3 separate regions of the Homo sapiens genome follow, and regions 2 and 3 are each linked to region 1. The links are chromatin contacts, found by Hi-C or POLR2A ChIA-PET in ENCODE. All regions are on one chromosome and are shown on one strand. Each heading gives the region's core, a stretch centred on a gene start or an enhancer-like site at or near the end of the contact. The rest is flanking DNA. Distances are from core to core; before and after follow the strand shown. Region 1 holds the start of ZDHHC14 (zDHHC palmitoyltransferase 14). Region 2 holds the start of GTF2H5 (general transcription factor IIH subunit 5). Region 3 overlaps SYNJ2 (synaptojanin 2).

What was found. Hi-C counts contacts between places; a loop is a spot of excess contacts on that map. ChIA-PET counts read pairs that join two places held with the same protein, here RNA polymerase II (POLR2A). Pooled maps may share reads with other maps.
Region 2: a map of CD4-positive, alpha-beta T cell shows a loop between it and region 1 (7-fold over the local background). The contact joins the promoter of GTF2H5 here to the promoter of ZDHHC14 in region 1. A Hi-C loop is called at or near these places in 2 of 168 maps with a recorded cell type or tissue (CD4-positive, alpha-beta T cell and naive thymus-derived CD4-positive, alpha-beta T cell) and 9 of 50 pooled maps. POLR2A ChIA-PET finds 5 or more read pairs at or near these places in 1 of 52 experiments (BJ).
Region 3: a loop to region 1 is called in a pooled map, with 4 times the contacts of the local background. The contact joins the enhancer-like site here to the promoter of ZDHHC14 in region 1. A Hi-C loop is called at or near these places in 4 of 50 pooled maps.

The regions. Positions count from the first base shown.
Region 1 is chr6:157,378,889-157,382,939 of GRCh38, reverse strand. It overlaps ZDHHC14 (zDHHC palmitoyltransferase 14), which reads right to left and starts at 1,750. Exons shown (of 9, transcript NM_024630.3): 1 at 674-1,750. The coding sequence starts at 918. LOC124901446 reads left to right here and starts at 1,849. Exons shown (of 1, transcript XM_047419644.1): 1 at 1,849-3,626. The coding sequence starts at 2,239. The coding sequence ends at 3,129. RefSeq lists enhancers at 693-832, 1,591-2,202, 2,814-3,426 and silencers at 923-972, 1,483-2,372, 2,533-2,612.
Region 2 is chr6:158,165,881-158,169,931 of GRCh38, reverse strand. GTF2H5 (general transcription factor IIH subunit 5) reads right to left here and starts at 1,582. Exons shown (of 3, transcript NM_207118.3): 1 at 1,537-1,582. It overlaps SERAC1 (serine active site containing 1), which reads left to right and starts at 1,670. Exons shown (of 17, transcript NM_032861.4): 1 at 1,670-1,792. RefSeq lists silencers at 1,583-1,762, 1,803-1,872.
Region 3 is chr6:158,070,140-158,074,190 of GRCh38, reverse strand. SYNJ2 (synaptojanin 2) reads right to left here. Exons shown (of 27, transcript NM_003898.4): 15 at 2,397-2,589. Among named protein-coding and RNA genes, the nearest start is that of SYNJ2-IT1, 71 kb to the right of the region's middle. RefSeq lists enhancers at 1,901-2,462, 2,463-3,026, 4,010-4,051. Within about 2 kb of position 1,895, at least 5 of the 41 ENCODE cell types and tissues checked have a DNase peak (open chromatin) inside an H3K27ac peak, as active enhancers do.

The DNA.
Region 1 (4,051 bases), core at 501-3,000:
TGTTTGTTTTGGACACCTTTTATTGCAACCTTTTTGAAAGTGAAGAGTTTAGAAACCTCATGGCAAATAAGAAATTGTTAATCCAGAGTGAGCATGTAGGAGGCTGGAGAATGCAATGATCTATCCAGGGCACACTAGGCAGCCGACACTTTGAAACCTGAAATAGCCAAGATTCCTCAATTATTCGTCGAAGTTACATGGGAGATTCAGTCAACTGAGCTTAAGAAGATGCCCTATATGTTGTCAGCAAGGGGGAAAAAGTCAGTTCCATGTATCCCTGACTTAGGAATCTATCGCACCCCACCTTCCCACGGCAGGCTACATCTGGGCTGATTTGCTGGGTCCCCAAACTCGGTAGAGAGCGCCCCAAGGATCAGGGACCGGCGGCCCCACCTGCTGGGTCCCATCCGCCACCTGGATTGGCAAGGCCTGGCCCCCCTTGCAAGTGGACCCCTTCCCTCCCTGCTCCCAGAAGCCCAGCCCAGAACGGCGTTCTTTCCGGGGGCCCAAAAGCAATCAGACCTTTAAAAGAAAAAAGAGGGAGCGCAGACTGGCATTATATAACAATTTACAGTAGATAAGACTTCTAGAAAACGAAAGCAGCCCGAGGAGGGGCGGGGGACAGGGGAGACCAGGGGAGTGCGGCGTCGGGGGAGCGGTCGCCACCACTTACTCGAAGGCGAAGAAGAGTCCGCTAGTGACCAGGATGAGGACGAGCGTCAGGTAGAAGACGCCCGTCTGCCGGGCCATCATGATCCTCCCGTTACAGAAGAACTTGTTTCTTCCCGGGAACACCTCCCATTTCCTCCGGGCCGCGATTTTCTTCTTCTTGTGGGGCGACTCCATGGGGGAGGAGCTGTGGGTGCTGATCTGGCTGTACTCGCAGTCTTTCATGGGCCCGCCGCCGCCGGGAGGCATCCACGAGGGCAGCCGGCTGGGGGCGCACACCCCCAGGAGCCCCCCGGCCGCGCGGGCCCCGCCGAGCCACGACCGCCGCCGGCCGCCCGGCCGCCCCCCGAGCCGCGGCGCCGCGGCCCCTACACGGGCTCCCGGCTCGGCGACAACTTTGCCGAGGACACCCAGGTTAACCCTCCGGGGAGCCCAACTGTCATAGCAGAATCCCCGCTCCGTGAGGGGACGGCGCTGGTCCGCAGCCCGCGGCAGCACTCCTCCGTCGCTTCCAGCCCGCGTCCCGGGGCGCGGGGCTCAGCCCGGCCGGCCCCCGGGTCGCCGAGCGCCCGCCCCCTCGCGCGGCTGCCCGCTCGGCCCCGCAGCCCCCGGCTCCCCGGCCGCGCCTCGGCTCTGGCCCGCCGACCCCCGAGCACTGCGCCCCGAGGGGACACGAGGCGGCGGCCCCGGCGCCGGCTTCCTCGGGAGCCACTTCTGCGGCGCGGCCAGGTTGGGTCCACTCCTTCCTCCGGCAGCGGATCCTCCCAGGAGAGAGCGCTGGCGACTGGGCGGCCGCGCGCGGCACCGGCAACCCCTCCCAGGGGTGGGGACAACCACGCACGTTTTTCTGTCAGGAGCCTCTCGGCGAGAGCCGGGGCGCCGCTCGCACCGCGACCCGGTGTCGCTGCGCCTGGCAGCCTAGTCGAATCCGCGGCCCCCGCGCGGGGATGCGCGGGCCGAGGGCGGCGGCGGCTCGCGGGCCGCGCGGCGAGGGCTCCCTTGCTCCCTCCTACCCGGAGGAAGCGGCCCCGGCGCGAGGAGGGCCGCGGGGACACAGCACAGACACTTGTTTGCAAGGCTCAGCCCGGCGCGCGCGCGGCGCTCCGAGTGGGTCCGCCTCCTCCGGGCCGGGTGGGCGGTGGCCTCGCGCCTCACCCGCGGCTCCTCCTCCTGCTCCTCCTCCTCCTCGCCCGCGAAGCCAGGGCACCGGCGCAGCGAGATTCCAGCCCCAGCCCCCTCGGGCGGGCGCCCTGGGGTGTGGAAGGCGCGGGGCTCCCTGTGGCATCGCCCAAGTAGGGATGGGGTCGGGCGCCCGCGGCCCCGCCGCGCAGTGCGCTCCTGGCCGACTTCAGTCCGTCTCGCGGCTTCTTCCGGGTTTATCCCGCGCAGCAGCTGCCGCCTCGGGACACGCTCATTCCCACGGCCACCGGCAAGCCACTCCTGGCGACTCCCCGGGACCTGAGGAGCCGCGGCGCGGAGGTGACCCTCCCCGGCCTGCGCCTCCCTTCTTCCTCCTCCCCAGCTGGGCGCGTGGTCGCGTCGCCCGGGGACTCTGGTGATGCCCGAGAAATGGGCTGGGGGTGCCGGGTGCCAGGATGGGGTGGGGCGGCCCTAGGCCGGCCTGACTTCGGGACCGGGCTGCGGGCGAGGGTCTCGGGGCCCGGCTCGGCCGGCTTCCGGGCCGAGAAAGAAGGGCAGAGGAAGCGGTCAGGGTCCCCTCCGGCCCCGGCCTCCCTCCCGGAGTATAAGCCCTTGGAGGCCAGGTTTTGGGTTGCTGCCGCCCAGCTCTTTCGGTCTCCACTTCTCCCCACGGACGTTTACAGCTGCTCGCTTTATTTCTCCCTCCATTCCCCCGTGGAGCCCCCTCGGCAGCGGAGGGGTCGCGTGCTTCTCCTCTCCCGCCTGCGCCTCCCCCCTTCCCACCCGACAGCCCAGGAGGAGCTGCGGGCGCGGCCCTGGGACGGCCGGAGCCTGGGGCTTCTGCTCGCTCGCGCCCTCCCAGGCGTTGCCGCGGGTCCGAGCCCCCGCAGAGGTGGGCATAGCCCCGGGGCCGCAGAAAACGAAGGCAGCTGGGCAGGGATGCTCAATTTCCCGAGCCCCACTTTCCTTTCACAGCCCACTGGGATGTGTAGTTCTTCCGCCCGCAGGCCTGCGCCGAGGAGAAGCACGACTCGGGGCCTTAGAAACTACAAGTCCCTGCATCCCCCGCGACAAGGGCAGGAGAGGCGTGGTGCTGGGCGTTCTGGGGCTAGGTGGTGGGAGATGGGAACCAACAAAGGGGGTTGTGGGGAACGGTGCCTTCTCTGTACTGGGCAGTTTGCACGTTACACATGTTCTTTGTCTAATCTTCGCCGGAACCCGGTGAGGCATTATTGTATCCAGCTTAGAGAAAGCTTAACTACTGGCCAAACATCACAAAGCTCCCAAGTAGTAGAGATGGCATCGAACCCAGAGCCCTAAGTATGTCCCTTACAAAGCGTGCCTCAGTGAGGAGTGTCGAAGGGGGATGAGATTGGCTTATCCAAGAGGGCCAGTTGGGAGGAGCTGTGGTAAGGAAAAAGTGATGGGAATAGCAATTAGAGTATGACATGCAATTACAAGGAGTTTTGAATACAAGTGAAATTTACAGGGGTCCATTCCAAAGCCGGTTAGAGTCTAGGGAGAATGGATCTTAAGCACACGATAATAATTGGGTTTTAATTATTTTAGATATTGTATGAGAGACAAGCATATTACAGGGACAATTAAGTATTTGTGGCTGGACTAGTTTTAAAAAACCAACTGGAAAGCTTCATACATTTCAAGTGAAAGCTCTCATATGCTTTCCTGTCCTTTAGCTAATGAGATCAACGGGGTATTATTCTTATTCTGTTTATTGCAAGCACCTTTTCTGTGGGTGTCCAATTAATATAATAGATCCATTGATTTGATGGCATTAAAAAAGACTCCCACTCTTATTCTCAATGAAACCGAATTTTTCTGGCATTATGGTTATGCTTTTAAAAAGTCCTTCCTTGTCTGTTAGAGATATGTACTAAAGTATCTGCCAGCGAAATAATATAAAGTCTGAAATGTGCTTTAAAACACACCAGCCCATCCACTCCCCTCCTCCCACCCACCCAGCTCCAGACATGGAGGTATAAATGAAACAATTGGAAACTGTTGAAAATAGTTGACCTTGGGTGACATGTACTTGTACTTAATTATTTATTGCTGCAAATTGCCACAAACGTAGTGGCCTTAAAACAAGACAGATTTTTCTCACAGTTTTTATGGATCAGGTGTCCAGGTACACTCAGTCCCCCACTTAGGGTCTCACGCCTGCCATCAAGGGGCTGGCCAGGCTGCGTTCACATTCACTGGAGAAGAACTGGCTTCCACT
Region 2 (4,051 bases), core at 333-2,832, 790 kb before region 1:
CCTCCCACCTCAGCCTCCCGAGTAGCTGGGACTACAGGCATGCACTACTAAGCCCAGCTAATGTACTGTGTTGTATCGTGTGTGTGTGTGTGTATATATATACACACTTTTATATATAATATATAATATACAATATATAATATATAATATACAATATATTATATATAATATACAATATATTATATAATATATAATATACAATATATTATATAATATATAATATACAATATATTATATAATATATATTATATATTATATAATATACAATATATTATATGTAATATACAATATATGTAATATACAATATATTATATGTAATATACAATATATGTAATATACAATATATTATATATAATATACAATATATTATATATAATATACAGTATATTATATATAATATACTGTATATTATATATAATATACAATATATTATATAATATACAATATATTATATATAATATACAATATAATATATATAATATATAATATATATAATATACAATATATTATATATAATATATAATATACAATATAATATTATATATAATATATAATATACATATTATATATATGTATTATATATAATATACGTATTATATATAATATACATAATATACATATTATATATTATATATAAAATAAATATATATTATATATAAAATACATATATAATATATATATATGTATATATACACTTCGAGACAGAGTCTCACTCTGTCGCCCAGGCTGGAGCGCAGTGTCGTGATGTCGGCTCACTGCAACCTCTGCCTCCCGGGCTCAAGCGATTCTCCTGCCTCAGCCTCCCAAGCAGCGGGGACTACAGGCGCCCGCCACCACGCCAGGCCAAATTTTGTATTTTTAGTAGAGGCAGGGTTTCACCATGTTGGCCAGGCTGGTCTCGAACTCCTGATCTCAAATGATCCACCTACCTCGGCCTCCCAAAGTGCTGGGACAACAGGTGTGAGCCACCGCGCCAGGCCAATTTATTGTATTTTTAGTGGAGACGGGGTTTCACCATGTTGGCCAGGCTGGTCTCGAACTCCTGGCCTCAAGTGATTTGCCCGCCTCGGCCTCCCAATGTGCTGGGATTGCAGGCGTGAGCCACCGCGCCCGGCCTCAGCCACCTCATTTTACATATGAGGAGACCAAAGGAAGAGATTAAGCCGTAGTTCCTGGCCAAAGGAAAAAAGTACAAGCCAGATCTCCAGATCTTGTGCCCCTTCACTAAATAAATCACGTCCCGTGCGGACCTAGGCTGGAAACAAACCACTCAGCGTACGCCCATTTAATTAACTTCCACTTACACCTGGGCGCAGGGCGAGCCCTAGCCCCACAGGAAACCCACGATTAAACGAGGGGGGGACTGCCGTGCGGCCCCGCCAGGAAGGGCCCGGAGAGAGTGGGGGACACCGCCCTGTGCCCCCAGCACCCGGTGGACAGGCTTCTGGGGCTTTTCTCTTCCTCTCCCCTTTCTTTGGGACCCCTCAGTGTTCCCACACCCCACTTTCCCCAGCCGCTCGGACGCTCGCCACACACCTCGGCCCACAGATGCAGAAGCGCCTCGGCGTTGCCGGCAGAGTGCGCCTGCGCCGATACGCCATCGCGCTAGGGACGCTATTGTGGGTGGAGCCAGCCGGCGGGAGGCGGGCCCAGAGCGGGCCGAGGGGGCGGGGTCACGAGCCGCCAGCCGCCGGGTGGAGGGTCCCGGCCGGGAGCCGCGGAAAGAGTAGGGCTCCCCAGACAACGGGGTCCGACGAGCAGTTGGGCACGGGCTGAGTCCGCCTGCCGGCAGGTAGGACGTGAAGGCAGGGGTGGTGTGGGGGCGGACGGGGGCGTCGGCGCAGCTGGGCGCGGTGGGGAGCGGAGAATGGGGAGGGCAGGGACCGGGCACGGCCGAGCACCGCCGTCTGGCGCGCGGACCGGACCGACCAGCTGACGCTCGGCTGGGCGTGAGGGCCTCTCTCTCTGGTGGTCGCGAGCCTGACTCGTCTTTCCCTGTCGCTGCCTTTCTCTGGCTGCTGTCGAGGCCTTGGGGAGTGCACCTGCCGGTCCGTCTTCCCGGGCTCGGTAGTCACGGAGAGATGAGGAGGAGGAGGAAAGGGCCTCACCAGTCACTTCTGAGCCTTGCAGACCACCGCTTCCTGCTCCCTCTCTAACCCCAGAGATGGAATAGATTGAATGCTGAGAGAGCTCTAAACTCGGCAACGGTCATTTTAAAGTGAAAGACCCCAGAAGGTTCTAAAGTTACTCCCTTTCCCCAAGTCTGTTCTGTAAGTCTAAAGGAACACTGTCATTATTTTTACTAGTTGAGATATGAGATTCTTGTTTTCTGTTCCTTAGGTTAAATTGTACTTCCCGCATTAAGCTCATGCTGCCTTTTTTTTTTTTTTTTTTGAGATGGAGTCTCGGTCTGTCTGCCAGGCTGGAGTGCAGTGGCGCGATCTGGGCTCACTGCAACCTCCGTCTCCTGGGTTCAAGCAATTATCCTGCCTCATTCTCCCTAGTAACTGGGATTACAGGCGTGCGCTACCACGCCCGGCTGATTTTCGTATTTTTAGTAGACACGGGGTTTGTCCATGTTGGCCAGGCTGGTCTGGAATTCCTGACATCAGGTGATCCCCCGCCTCGGCCTCCCAGAGTGCTGCGATTACAGGTGTGAGCCACCGCGCCCGACCTCATGCTGCCTTTTTTTTTTTTTTTTTTTTTTTAACATCGTGTGTGTTCATGTGATCGCTAAGGAACCCAGCTCTTCCATTTAGTTCCCTCTTTCTATCCCTCAAATCTTTTCCAACTGGTGATTTCCATATTGTTGCACTCTCTTTAAAATAAAAAAATTGCCTCCAAGTCTTCTTCTTCCCAAGTATCTTTTATTTGCTTTTTTTCATCTTGCATACATTCTCTTCCTTGATCTCATCAGTTCCATTTTTGTGCACTTGATGTGTGTCAGCTATTATTCTAGACGCTTGGGATACAATGGTGAACAGGTAACTAATTTTGGTGGGGGCAGAGAGACTCTGAAATCAGTTAAGGAATAAGTACCATTTGGTGATGTGATAAAGAGTGACTAGAGGGGTTATTTTGGCCAGGGGGATGTCAGAAATGGCCTTAATTTCTGCATTTAAAAACTTCTGTATACCAGTAACAATTAACTAGGAGTTTTAATAATAAAAAGACACTATTCATAATGGCATTCAAAACTAAAGGTACCTAGAAATAGATGAACCTAAAGCTGTGTAGTCCTTTAGACAGAAAATTGTAAGGCTCTGTTGGAACACAAAAGATGACCCAAGTAAATGGTGAGATATACCGTATTAATAGATGGAAAGACTCAACAAAAAGATGTCAGTTTTCCTCAGTTCTACGAATTCAGTGTAATGCCAATTAAAATCACCATATTGTTTTATGGAATTTGCCATGCTGAACTTAAAATTTATATGGAAAGGCAAGGGACCAAGAATAGTGAAGTCAATTTTGAAGAAGAAGAAAAATAAGGTCTCTCCCTATCAGATACCAAAGCTTAATATAAAGTTGTAATTATTAAGATGGTATGATATTGATTCAGGGATAGAGAATTAGATTCATGGAACAGAATAGAGACACTAGAAACATACCTATTTACATACGGGAGTTTAGTATACCACTAAGTGGTATTGCAAAGCAGGGGGAAAGCATAGACTATTCAATAAAGGATGATGAAATATATGGTTGCTGAGATATCTGGCATTGTTATGGTATACAGACAGGATTAGATTCTTACTTTCAAACTATTGACAACAGTTTCCAGATAAAGACCTAAATGTGAATGGCACAGCTGCAAGGTATTTGGAAAGGAATATAAGAGACCATTGTCTCTAGGAAAGATTTCTTTTTTGTTTGCTTTGTTAAATCTTGTTACACATAAGATTTATCATGTTAACCATGTTGAGTTGTTGAGTTCAGTGACATTCACATTGTGCAACCAGCACTACTATCTATCTCCAGAACTTTTTTTTTAAATGTCTCTGAGAAGGATTTCTTAAGTTACAAAAAGCACCTTTGAGGTGTCATTTTA
Region 3 (4,051 bases), core at 646-3,145, 690 kb before region 1:
GCAGAAATGCTCAGGATGTGCACCTTCATGTAACTTCCTGAGCTTTTTCAGGTGACCCTTCTCCATCTCTCTCTAGCTCCTCCTTCCCATCCTGCCCAGTCCTAGGAGCCCACGGCCCCAGCTCAGCCCCGGAGAGCTCCTGGGGTCCTTGCCTTCCCTGTCTCTTCCCCAGGAATGGGGAAGACAATGACAGCAGCTGCTGTGGATCAACTGTCCGCAAGGGCTGGGCTCTGTTCCAGGTGCACAAAGCAGATACCACCAGCTCTCTCTTAGATTAAAAAAAAAAAAACAAAGTTCAGAAACAAAGGCACTTGCTGAAGGTTACACAGCTAGTGCATGATACAGATGGGATTTCAGCTCCCATCTGCCTAGCTCCAAAATCAGCTTCTCTTCTCCTATAATATGAGGCATTTCCACTCCCCCCATGACAATAATCTGGACAGAAGATTAAACAGGTCCCAACCAAATAAAATGAGCGTCTAGATAACACTGTCAGACAGAACTTTCTGCAGCACCGAAATGTTCTCTGTGCCATCTGATGCAGGAGCCACTGGCCACATGGATACTGATCATTCTCACTGTGGCCAGGGAAAGCAAGGAATTTTAAATGTTATTTAATTTTAATTAATTTGAATTTAAATAGCTACTTATGGCCAGTGACTACGGTATCAGACAATACCAGTGTAGAATGTTGGCCAGGCACCATGGCTCACACCTGTAATCCCAGCACTTTGGGAGGCTGAGGCAGGCGGATCACTTGATGTCAGGAGTTCGAGACCAGCTGGGCCAACATGGCGAAACCCCATCTCTACTAAAAATACAAAAACTAGTTGGGCCTGGTGGTGCACGCCTGTAATCCCAATTACTCAGGAGGCTGAGCCAGGAGAATTGCTTGAACCTGGGAGGTGGAGTTTGCAGTGAGCCAAGATCATGTCACTGCACTCCAGCCTGGGTGGCAGAGTGAGACTGTCTCAAAAAACAAAAACAAAAAAGAAGTGTAGAATGTTAATAGGTCCCTCAATATTTTTATGGTAGAAAAGAACTACATTATAAATCCTTTAATTACTTATTATGTATCCCAAGTTTACTATGTCAAAGTAGCACTTTTTTTTTTTTTTTTTTAGACAGAGTCTCGCTCTGTTGCCGAGGCTGGAGTGTAGTGGTGCGATCTCAGCTCACTGCAACCTCTGCCTCCTGGGTTGCGATTCTCCTGTCTCAGCCTCCTGAGTAGCTGGGATTACAGGTGCACGCCACCACGCCTGGCTAATTTTTTTTGTATTTTCAGTAGAGGTGGGGTTTCACCACGTTGGCCAGGCTGGTCTCGAACTCCTGACCTCAGGTGATCTGCCCGCCTCGGCCTCCCAAAGTGCTGGGATTACAGGTGTGAGCCACTGTGCCTGGCCCCAAAGTAGCTATTTTTAAGTGAGAAGGGTTAGACTTTTTTTTTTTTTTTAAACTGCATTACACACAATTGAAAATTTCCCAACTCGTTTGTTTCTTTTTTAACATAAGAAATAAACAACACCAACAGGAATTATGGCACTTCTTAATGAAAACTAAGGAAATTTTGCCTTGAGTGCTCGTGCAGCCCAGTAAAATGGGACGTCAGTTTTAAGGATCTGTTCTCACAGGGAAGAGCTCTGTGACCCAACCCACCACCTCTCAGACAGTGGAAGATTTTGCAGCAAGAACAGCTGAAGTCTATCCTCACTTCGGGAAAGAGGTGGCCTCGTGTGCACCACACGCTGAAGCTGTGCCCGGGTAGCATCTTTGCACAGGAAGGAGAACATTAACGTCTAGATTTGAAAAGAAAATCCTCCAGTTTCAGAATGAAACCCTCCGGACCGCCACGAGAGGGCAGTGTGCGGTTCGCTATTGCAGCTTCGAGGACAGGCAGGATCTGGGCTCCTTGGTCAAGAACCGTGTTCCCAGTCAAAAAGGGTCCATTGGTCAAAAGGGTGTGCTTATCTGAGCCACCACAGAAAGTACATGTGAAGACTGTGAATCTCAGGAAGGTGGAGTCTTAGGCTGTGTGGATTCAAATGCTCTTCACCACTTGGACAGGACAGACCACGGACATGGTTTTCTTCCCTAAACCATCACTTGAATTAGAAAATCAGAAAATGCACACATACAAATCCAGTGGCCATGCAGACACTCAGGAATTGTACAGCAACGGGAAATGCTGCAAAGCTGGCCCCCTCCAGGCACGTGGCTAACCCTGCCCCAGGTCAATTCCATGGAGGGACATAGCCCTCTCCCCCTCCCCCAGCGCTGAGCCCTCCAGGAAGGGGCCCTCCCTGTGGTTGTGTCCCCAGTGCCTGGCTCCTATCAACAGTCACATTTGGGACTGAGCTGAGCAGGGAGGTGCTGGCTGTCCCCACGGCGCCGCTCACCATTGGGAAGCAGAGTTTCTGGGTGATCTCCTTGTAGTCTTCATTCCGCTCCTTCACCTGGGACTGCCCGGCCGTCAGGTGACTACATATGAAGCAGAAGCTGGTGCTGTGGAACTGGAAGCGGATGCCGACGGCGCCCTTGTTCCCCGCCTTGCCCCCCATGCCCGTCTTCACTGTGTCGATGGCTACGTCCCTGGAACAGAAGGATACGCGCATGCCGTCGGCTCCTGAAGGAGAAGTGTGACCCTGCTTTGCCACAGAGAAGGGCCCAGCAGCAGCTCGGGACCTGCTGCTCTGAGTGCTCCAAAATCATCAGCTCAACACAGTGGCCACCGTGGCCGTCATCGACTCCTGGTCAGGAGGCCGCCTCCCTCCTGCTGCCCACCGCTGCCTGGACATCTCCCCCACACCCCAACTGGGAAGTGCTCACTTGAGCACCCCATGAAGCCGAAGACAGGGCAATGCCTGCATCCGCCCAGGTTCTCACTGCCACCAGGAGCGGCGCAAACATCACCACCCACCAGCCCACCCCACTCCTGTGCAGCCATCACGCCATGCATGGGAGGTGTCATCTGGGCAATCAACACATTTTTAAATTATTATTGTTATTTTGAGACAGAGTCTCGCTCTGTCACCCTGGCTGGAGTGCAGCAGCGTGATCTCAGCTCACTGCAACTGTGGCCTCCCAGGTTCAAGCAATTCTCCTGCCTCAGCCTCCTGAGTAGCTGGGATTACAGGTACCCACCATCACGCCCGGCTAATTTTTGTATTTTTAGTAGAGGCAGGGTTTCACCATGTTGGCCAGGCTGGTCTCAAACTCCTCACCTCAAGTGATCTGCCTGCCTTGGCCTCCCAAAGTGCTGGGATTACAGGCGTGAGACACCGTGCCCAGCAATCAATGCACTTTAAGAGCTAGGAAACGGGCAGCTGTTTATGCTGGGCTGGGTAGATGGTCTCAAAAGGACTTTTATGCAATGCCAGAGCCTGCTTGCATTCAAATGCCCACTTATGACGCATACGAGTCCATAGAAACATGGGCTGCAAGCACATTTGTTAACATTTCCACAGCCATGCCACAGACTGAGGCCTGCTGGTGCATCTGCTCGCTGGCAGACAAGGTTGGGGGGATGACTGATGGAAGGGGTGTAGGCGGAAGCAGCTCAGGGCTAAAGGCACGTGAAGCCGAGGACACCGAGCCTGGGAAACCTGGCTCTCCTCAGCTCTGAGCCCTTTCTCAAATGCTTTACCTCTCACCCTCACCCCGCCCTTGCCTTTAACCTTTACTAACCTTCACCTGCTAACCTAGGACACTGCCAAGCTGCCCAAATAACACAAGCAGAGGGACAGGGACCTAAACATCTTCTGAAAGTCAGAGAAGAGGATTATGGGCAGCATAGTCTTAGTCTCCAGGTGCTGCAGGGGTGTACCCGTGGTGCTCTTGGCAGGCACAGGCCCTTCCCGGGACCCAGGGGCTCAGTGGGGAGGTCAGTTCAACGCCTGCTGCCAGCTCGCCGAAAGGCTGGTGGAAATTCAAAAGCCATGGGTAGGCCCAGGTGGTAAGATGAGGCCAACCACAAGCTGGGGAAAAGATGAGTTCCTCCAGCATCCAAACACCCACACCCACACCCCAAGAGGAATGCCGCCCCTAAGCTCGC